2 separate regions of the Homo sapiens genome follow, and region 1 is linked to region 2. A link is a loop called in an ENCODE intact Hi-C map of the cell type or tissue named here. Cell type or tissue: GM12878. All regions are shown on one strand. Region 1 holds the start of LOC105376000 (a long non-coding RNA gene). Region 2 overlaps CAAP1 (caspase activity and apoptosis inhibitor 1).

Region 1 (5,000 bases), 130 kb before region 2:
TTAACCAGAAACCCACAAGAAGTGCAAGAAATCCAAAGGTGCTGATTATCCGTGGATTATAGGAACAATCGCTACTGTCATTTGTTGAGCAAGTGTCAGGCACGTTTCATTTATAATCTCTAATCCTCACAACAACTCTGCAAGGTAGGTTTGTAATCCTCATTTTATTCATGAGGAAAATAAAGTTCCAAGAGGTGAATAACATGACCAGGAAATAGCCTTTAAAAGAGATTTAAACTTAGGTCTCTTTGAGTTTATGTGCTTTTCTACTTAGCTTTCCCACTTAGATACTACACGACTTCTGAAAAGGGAAAAAATATGTGTATTAGTGTGAACAGGCACACTAACATATGTATACGACATACACATGGGCATGTATCCAGAAAAGGCCAAAAACCATACAGTTACTGAGGAGGACAACTTTCTACAACTTACCAGAACCAAACAGTAATGGATGCCATTAACACACTGATACAGACATATAAATTGAAGAAAGTGGCTTCTGATTATAGGAAATGCTCTCCAAAGCATTTGATTTATAGACTCAAATCAGGAAATAATTTCTCACTGCATACCTTCTTTAGTGTTTACATAGCAACTAAGAACCTAATCCTACTTTTTGAAACTGCCAGACTCTAAGAAAAGAGAACAAGCAGCACATGAAATCATTTCAACAGAATAGCAGCAGTAACGTTGCCACCCTTGGTCTTGGTTGTGCCACTCCTTTCTTCTAAGTTACCAAGGGGCCAAGGGACAGAAAGGAAACAAAGATAACAGAACCAGCATATTTTGGAGAAAGGTGAGATGAGGGGCAAAAGGCTCAGTTCATCTGTCCAAAGATCTCTAACAGAAAAAAAAAAAAAAATTTCAGGAAACAAGACCAATCTAAGGTGCTGCAAAATGAAAAAAAAATCTTCACATCAAATAAGAGCTTTCTTCCTAGAATAAATAAATCCCTCAGATTAGGTAAACACCCAAAATTAAAACACACGATTATTGTATTTCTTTTGTATTGCCAACATGTTCCCGTGCTCCAGTCGAAGCAAAAGATTAAACATCCTTATATTTTTGTTGTGATTTTACTGCCAAATGCAAATATCTGACTGTAAGTAAGTCATTACTCTCCTGCTGTTGTGGTCTGATTAATTCTCACAATATTAGCCAGCAATTCATTTTATCCCTTGGCATCACAAGTCCAGTTGAAGGAGATAAGTAGCTGATAAAAGATCTCTGAGAACAGTTATAAATGATTCACTTTAAAAGAATAATAAAGCAGCCGCTGGATAAGTGCGGCTGAGTAAACCTTCCATACATTGCACAAAACTAATTTAGTTTAAAAAACTTCGGCAAATTATAGTCAATAATCTTCACTGTCACCCCGCTGCTCACAAAACTTTTGAGAAGAAACTTAATGCTGAAATGTAAATATTTAATTAGATTTTAATGGTGAGGTTTATTTTTCCTAAATCTGGTCATCTGTCTCAATTACATTCCCCATTTTTTACAGTTAACCAGGAATTGTCATTCCCATGGGCTTTAGGCATGTTTTCTTTTTTCTAATTCCTACTTAGCATTTGCTTTCTTCACAATGTAGTTCTTGCGGGAAAGGGCTTGGTTTGTTCTGTTTCGGAAAAAAAAAAAAAAAAAAGCAACATTTGGGGAAAAAAAAATACATGTTCTGAGCAATGCTTTTAAAGCTAATTGTCCTTCTGTCCTAATAATAAAGAATCTTCAGCAGCTAAACAATTAATTGTCTTTTTTCTACCTCACTGAACAGGGTAATTAATATGCGTTTGTATTTATGTAACGCCTAAGTAAAGCAGTTCTCTATGTACTTGGAGATTCTAAAGGTATATTTCTTTCCAATGTATTCTGTAGTTTTAATTTTGCACGAATTTGCAGAAATCAGTGAAACGTAACTTGTTTATGTCCCTTCCTCCAAAGCCAATATTAAAATCTGTCTTTCCTTCTGTTAAGCATAAAACTCTTCTGAACTGTTATGGGGGAGATAACGAAACTGTTTTCCTTAGCCTCTGTTCTTTGTTCCAATCATCAAGCTACATATCCCGCTTCAGACCCACCCTTCTGTGCTGGGCTTTGTGATGGGGCAGGAATTCTGAGAACCACCTTGCCAGCTGCTTTGTTAGACTCAGCCAACAGGGGGCACTAAGGGAAGCCGGAGGGTGGAAGGGACTTGCCTGTCCTGTCGGCGTCATGTTGCTATGGGCATCACCCCAGCAGCGTTTCTTCACCCTGGCAGCAGCAACTTGCTCCTGTAGCAGGATTTGATTCCAGTTTGTAGTTTTTCCTGCAATTACAAAACAGCCTCGACTCACGCTCTCGTAGACACCAGCACCAGCAAGGAGTGCATCTTCCCCAGAGTTCTGGGTTCCAGCCCCAGGGGGCCTTTCCTCCAAGCTCCTAGGTTTGACGATTTCAACCTCCTCGCAGACATTTGTTCCCCCAACCCAATGCCTTGTCACTGCTTCCCGAAGCTGCCACATCTGTGATTATCTTAATGTTCACTTTTTGCATTTTCAGTTCATTAACACCTTTAGTGCAATTTTTAATATTCAATTTAGTAAAATGAATCGGTGTGGTTTTGGTCTCCTGGTCTGATCTTGACTGCTACACCCTTGCTTACTTTTAAAGCAGGTGCACCTGAGTTGGAATTCCAGCACTGCCACTTACTAGCTGTGTGATCTTGGCCAATTACTTACAATTTCTGAGCTTTGGTTTTTTTCTTATGCAAAATGGGTATAATATCCTAGAGCTGTTATGCTTAACGAGATGACCTATGTCAAGTGGCTTAAAGACAGTAAGGCCAAAAAATGTTGGTTCCTTTCCTCTTCACCTTCTGTATGTTCAAGTTCTCCTGTTTACAGCAAGTAAGAGTCATGCTCTTTTCTTACCAAAAATAAACGTGTGCTTCCTCCTTCATTACAATACATACTGTATTGTGCCCATTGTATCTCTGCAGTCTCATTCCAGTTAGCTCCTCCATGGTGCCTTAATTCCAGGTGTGATCATCACAATAACTCCTTCAAGCCTGTCAATACATTTTTATGTTAATCATATTCTTTTCCATTGCTTTCTGGCAGCCCAGCTTCTAATTATTTTGCCAATGCTCATGACATTTTTATCTAAAACATTTCTGCATTTCATATTCTCTTCCCATATGGTTTCTGGAACTGTCATTCCCCCCCACCCCCATCTCATTTACCACACACCTTTACTCACCTTTACTCCTCACTCCCCACTTACATTCTCTTACTTTCTGGAAATTTCACATATTGGTATATTAATTCCACATCAGGTCACACATGTCTTTTAGAAACATCAAATTCCCGTCTGCCCATTCACTTTTCCTTTGTGAAGCTTTTAGGGTACGGTTCATAATAGGCCATTGGCAAATATCTGCTGAATAAAAAATTAAGGAAATCTCCATTTATTCCAATCATCAATCTTTTTTGTTCCACCTATTTCAAATTCTTTGGCTTTTACCTTTTGAAAGCTGCTATTTCCTCACTCTGAGCAAGGAAGAATAAACTTGGGTCATATTCCCCTTTCTGTTCTACTCTTTCCATTAATAGTATAATACAAAAACAAATCTTCAAAGACACAAAGAGATATAAGATATTCAAAGATATAAGGCAGTGTCCTCATGTCTAACCCTCTTTTACTCAAAAAGCACTCTACTTTCAATTTTTCTTGTATGTTCCATTGTTTGATAAGACACTTAGGCACAGTATCCACATGGACAAGTCATATTTAGTTATTGGTATTCAGTTATAGTTTTTGTAGCTGTATGCATGTGTGTGTATATATATAAATTAAATATTTGGTGAGTTGGTCTCATTTTCTCAAAAATCAATTTGTTTATATCTACCTTATTGCCACAAAGGTGGTGAGGCAGACAGTCACTGTTAAAAATGGACACTGTTTCCATATGATTATTTTTTTTTTTTTGCTCAGTGTGATTGATCTCCTTTTTTGTGGCTAGGTTATGCCAAACTTAAAGTTTCACAGTTTACTACTTCTATATTAATATTCCTGCTAAAAATAGTCTAGCATCTCTGGTTTCTAGCATTTCACTCTCATTCCCTCTTTTCAAACAAAATGGCATGTTCACATATTGGATTCGTCATTTGTTTTTTTCCACAGAACTCTATTTTTAAACCGCCAGCAAGGAATTCCCCAGAGCTTTGATGAATCAGGTGTTGATTTAATTGTTGCAAGACATGAACCAGACAATTAAAACCATCTGAGTAATAGCCCTCCTTCACAACCATTTTACAGAGAAGGAAACCAAGGCCCAGAGACCTGATGCCAGCTGGCCAAATGACCAAGTGGGAACGGCAGAACTGGGAAGATGTTTCCATCCCCTGAATTTCAAGCCAATGTTTTTTCTCTTTGTTTTTATCTTGTTACCTCTTTGGAAACCCCTAAGCCTTAAGCCTTCTTTCAAATATTGAATGTCTGAAGGGAACTATTTCATTATTTCTAACCTCTTTTCATTCTGCTTTCATGCATAATTTTTCTCTTTTTCTTTCCACCTCACATTGTATAAATAAAAATGTTGATATACCCATGACTCTTTCTCAGCACCACACTGCCCCAACACTGCTACTATGCACAACCTTCTTAATTAAGAGGAAATTCAAGTAAAATAAGAAAATTAAGAAGCTAAAAACATTTGCAAGCATAGAACTTCAAGTTTCAAGATGATGGACTGAACATATAGCATACTCCCTCTCCCTTTACAAATCAAAAGATTAAATGTTTTTTAAATAAACATAATATGCATGTATACGATGCTTGGAAACAAGAAAGGTCACTTCCAATAACCACAAAAATGTAGGAAATTTCTGAAATACATAAAGCTTCTGAGAAGCAACAGAGAAATTCTGCATACCCTTTACAATAGTTCATTAATTACTCCATGACTAAACCACAGCATATTCCTTTATATTATTTTGATAATATCATATATAATTATG
Region 2 (5,000 bases):
GGGTTCAGCTGAATGTATCTTCTTCTTGTGGGTCCCTTAAATGATATATTTACAAAGTCTCACCTGAATAAACATAGTATGTACCAAACATACACCTAGAGTCTGTGTATTAAATATGAATAAATAGTAAGAGAACAAAAAGACAAGTTACAGATTCACAGAAAACATCTGCAAAACATATGTGACAAAGCACTGGTATCCAAAATATATAGAGACCTCTTAAAGCAACAATACGAAAACAACCCAGTTTTTAAAATGCACAAATGATCTGAGAAGACAACTCACCAAAAATATAGAAATGGCAAATAAGTGTATGAAAGATGTTCAACATCACATATCATTAGGGAATTGCATAAGAAACAAGAGATTACTTATATGCCTATTAGAATGACCAAAATCCAAAACACTGACACTACCAAATGCTGATAGGAATGTGGAGCAATGGGAACTCTCATTCATTGTCAGTGGGAATGCAAAATGGTACACTTTGGAATACAATTAAGCAATTTCTTACAAAACTAAACTTGGTATTTATCCAAATGGGTTGCAAAGTTATGTCCACACAAAAACCTGCACACTATTTTATCCATAATTGCCAAAACTTGGAAGCATCCAAGATGTTATGGGTGAATGGATGAACAAACTGCTGTACATCCATGCAATGGAAAATATTCAGCAATAAAACAAAATGTGTTATCAAGCCACACAAAGACATAGAGGAACTTCAAATACTGAGTGACAGAAAACAATCTGAAAAGGCTACACACTGTATGATTCAAAACTACAGAGATTCCAGGACAAGCATAACTATAGGGACTATAAAACGATCAGTGGTTGTCAGGAGTTGGGGGGGAGAGAGTGGGCAGGATAAATAGGTAGAACACAGAAGACTTTTAAGGCAGTGAAAATATTCTATATATTGTAATAGTGGATTGATGTCATTATAAAATTATCAAAACCCACAGAATGTACAACACAAAGGTTAAGCCCTAATCATAAATTATGGACTTGGTTAATAATAATGTACAAATTGGTTCACTTGGGGAAGAGTTGGTAAGCAGGTATATGGGAACTCTCTGTACTTCCTGCTCACTTTTTCTGTAAACCTAAAGCTGCTACCAAAAAAAAAGCCTTTAATAAAAAATAAAATGTAAGTTCATCGTGTATCAACTATACGATGTAGCAGCCAAAACTGCAAATTAAATCATAGACTATGATGTGCTGTGTGTAAAGAGTTCTGAAACTGGTAACCAAATCTGGATTCAAGCCTAGTATTTACTGTCTTTCCTTTGGTAGGAGCACTTTGGTAAAGAGCTGCTTTCCCTAATGAACTGGGTAAGAGCGTAATGACTAAAAAGAACTCAGTGTCCCAATAATGACTGAAGGTTTACACTATGTGACCTCCAAAGTAGATGCCTTAAGAGTGTGTCTAAGATCCTATGATACACATCACAGGATAGAATGTTTAAAATGAGTACTTAAGGACACATAAAAATAAACATTTCTCTCAAAATACTGAAATCTTTGTGGTGCAATCATGGCTCACTGCAGCTTCGACCTCCTTCCTGGGTTGAAGCGATCCTCCCTCCTCGGCCTCCTAAAACTCTGGGATTGTGGGTGTGGGCATGAGCCTGGCCAGTAATTTTTTTTAAAAGGGGGGGGGTAGAATTTGAGCCTATTTAAAGCAAAACTCTGTGTGCATATTTTGTGCTTGCATGTCTTTAGGGAAAAGATTCTCACATGCGACAGTTAATGTACAAATATTCAAAATAAGATGTAAATATCTTCATTGATTTTGGTCATTTTATATACCATTTAATTATATTATTTATTTTAATGACTGTATTCAAATGAATATATTTTAAGGAACCATTAAACAGATCAAAGACTAAATCAAACATATTTTCTTTTCTTCCAATAGAATAAAAAATGTAGAGATAGCAAAAAAGAGTGTATATTTCACATTGCTTCCATTAAACAATTTAGGAAAACAGTTATTAACCATTCTTCCTAAGTACAAACAATGCACTAGGCACTGGTCTTAAAACCTGACAGCTAGAAAGGAACTAGAAGATCAAGGCCAAACAGCCAACCATTGCTTGAATCCTCTACAACAGCACCACCAAGTGGCTATTTATGTGGCCTGTGTCCAAACACCTTCAGCATCAGAAACATGTCTTAGAAGGCAGTCCACTGTGTTAGACCAAAAAATTTTGTCTAATGATAATGCTATCTATTGGTTCTATTTTTTTTCTCCAAGGCCATACAGAAAAAAATCTAATCACGCTTCCATTTAATAGTCCTTCAAATATTTTACAGCAACTATAAACCTCAACTCCTCAATCTAACTTAACAAAGCTATTTCTCATGTATAGTTTTAAAATTTCTCTCATGAAAACTTCCAAGAAAAAATACAAAAACCATAAGAACTTAATTTTTGAATTTACAAAGGAAAATAGTTCACAAAATGACATACTTCTCCAACTGTAAACTTTAAAGCAACAATTTAAATACAGACCAATATTTTACTATTGCTGAATGTCTTGAGTAAACTTAACATTAGCAGATACTTGATATTTTAAAAATATTGTCTACAAATGAAATACCTTCAACAGTTTTTATTTTTAACTAGAGCACAACTGACCAATTCAGAAAATTTATATAAGCCACCATTATATGAAAAGCAGCAATCTCTGAAATCCTCAAGGAAATTAACATAAGATCTGAAACTTGTACATGTGAGCTTGCACAGGTATGCGCATGCACACATACACCTACACATGTGCTACAGCTGTGCTAATGAGTAAAAACTATAACTGATGTTTCTTATACAACTACATTCTGAGTGAAATGAATGATTTAAGAAATAATTTCTGGCCGGGTATGGTGGCTCACGCCTGTAATCCCAACACTTTGGAAGGCCAAGGTGGGTGGATCACCTGAGGTAGGGAGTTCGGGACTAGCCTGACCAACATGGTAAAACCCCATCTCTACTAAAAATACAAAAATTAGCCGGGTGTGGTAGTGGGCATCTGTAATGCCAGCTACTCGGCAGGCTGAGGCAGGAGAATTGCTTTAACCCAAGAGATGGAGGTTACAGTGAGCTGAAATCACACCACTGCACTCCAGCCTAGGTGACAGAGCAAAAAAACAAAAACAAAAACAAAAAAGAAAGAAAGGAAGAATTTCTAACAGAAGAGTTTCTGTTTTACTACAGTACCAATCATTGAACCAATAGATTATATTTACATTTAAATAACATTTTCACTGTAAAGGTAGTTCCTTTTATTAGCTCATTATTAAAGTGCAGTGGAAGTTAGTGTAAAATCTGATACTCATCTTCAGTACTGCCGGTTTCAAAAATATTTTCTAGCAACAAAGATGAATGAAACCAGTACTAGACAAAAAAATGCCAATTTCAACTTAATTCATAATTAATACTTGTGTATTATTCAAGCAATACTTCAGTATTTTAAATGCTCTAAATACTGATAATGTAATTTAAATAACTTATATACCATTAATAGGTCACATGATATGATTTATTTTATTCTGAAAGAGCAAAAAGAAAATTCAATGCTGCTTTATATTTTGGTCTACTGAACAAAAGGTTACTTTCGTACTAAATAAGCTTCAGTGAATTGTCTCAATTGGTCAAGCCATTAAAATGACAATGCATTCACAAGGAGCTTATATTCTGCTTTTATTGAGCTCACTGTGAACAAAAATAGCTAGTTATGCAAGAAAAGTTAGAGATATTAGATTTTGCAGGTTATGCACATTACAAATAGACAATATTAGTGCACTTAGAAAACAGGGAATAATCTTTATTGAGCCTATCAGGATTTCTATTTCTTGATATACCTCAGCTTGTTTGGTAACTTCAAGCAAGTTACTATCTAGTCAGATTTCAGCTATATTAATATTTATCTGGAAGATGTTTTCCATAAATAAATATTCTAAGTAACTTATCCATTATGCAATAAAACATTTTATATTTTAATCATTTAGTAGATATTCTTCTAAAAGACTTTAATTCCCTGCTTTTTAAAAAAAGGTTAAAACTGGCTGGGTGCGGTGGCTCACGCCTGTAATCCCAGCACTTTGGGAGGCTAAGGCAGGCAGATCACGAGGTCAGGAGATCAAGACCATCCTGGTTAACACGGTGAAACCCCGTCTCTACTAAAAAATACAAAAAATTAGCCGGGCGTGGTGGGGAGCGCCTGTAGTCCCAGCTACTTGGGAGGCTGAGGCAGGGGAATGGTGTGAACCTGGGAGGTGGAGCTTGCAGTGAGCTGATATTGCACCACTGCACTCCAGCCTGGGCGACAGAGGGAGGCTCCATCTCAAAAAAAAAAAAAAAAGAAAAAGAAATTAGCTAGGAATGGTGGCAGGTGCCTGTAGTCCCAGCTACTCAGGAGGCTGAGGCAGGAGAATGGTGTGAACCTGGGAGGCGGAGCTGGCAGTGAGCCGATATTGCGCCATGCACTCCAGCCTGGGCAATAGAGCGAGAGACTGTCTCAAAAAAAAAAAAAAAAAAAAGGTTAAAACTTAATTTAACTATTTGCTAATCATTTAGTCACAACATGAGCATGAACTGTATTGTACAATGGTACTGCTACACTTTGATCTTATGTCTTCTCAACTCTGCTTGATGCCATCAGTGTGTTCCTAATGTCTCATACCTCCTTGAGAACCTGAGTGTGGTTACAGGCTCCTAAGCATAAAAGGCCTGGACTTTTGACATCTGGCTCATTGGAGGTCTTCTTCTCTCCCTCTCTGCACCTTCATGACTGGTTTTTCACATGACTGAAGTTCTCATAAAGAAATCACAGTACAACAGCCTGTTGACACTAGGAAGGGAGTTCTAAACAATTCTGAGTGTGTGAACATGGGAACAGAAAAACATCTTCTCTTACAAGGTAACATTGGCTAATTTGTGGTCTCCATTCCTTTTTCCTAGGAACTGGAAATCAACCTGCCCATTCTAGCTTTTCTTA

What was found. A loop is a pair of places that touch in the nucleus more often than their neighbours do. Peaks named below come from ENCODE experiments on the same cell type or tissue, not always from the same donor. Only the 100,000 strongest peaks of a DNase experiment are listed, where the experiment ranks them.
Region 1: it touches region 2 in a loop (8-fold over the local background); 3 of 110 quality-filtered maps call a loop at or near these places.

The regions. Positions count from the first base shown.
Region 1 is chr9:26,721,524-26,726,523 of GRCh38, forward strand. LOC105376000 (a long non-coding RNA gene) reads right to left here and starts at 3,420. Exons shown (of 4, transcript XR_001746638.2): 1 at 3,241-3,420; 2 at 2,913-3,049; 3 at 1-2,308. In GM12878, a CTCF peak has its summit at 2,165 (motif pointing right); no DNase peak of the experiment used is centred here.
Region 2 is chr9:26,854,475-26,859,474 of GRCh38, forward strand. All of the region lies in intron 5 of CAAP1 (caspase activity and apoptosis inhibitor 1), which reads right to left. Among named protein-coding and RNA genes, the nearest start is that of CAAP1, 36 kb to the right of the region's middle. In GM12878, a CTCF peak has its summit at 2,122 (motif pointing left); a DNase peak (open chromatin) is centred at 2,097.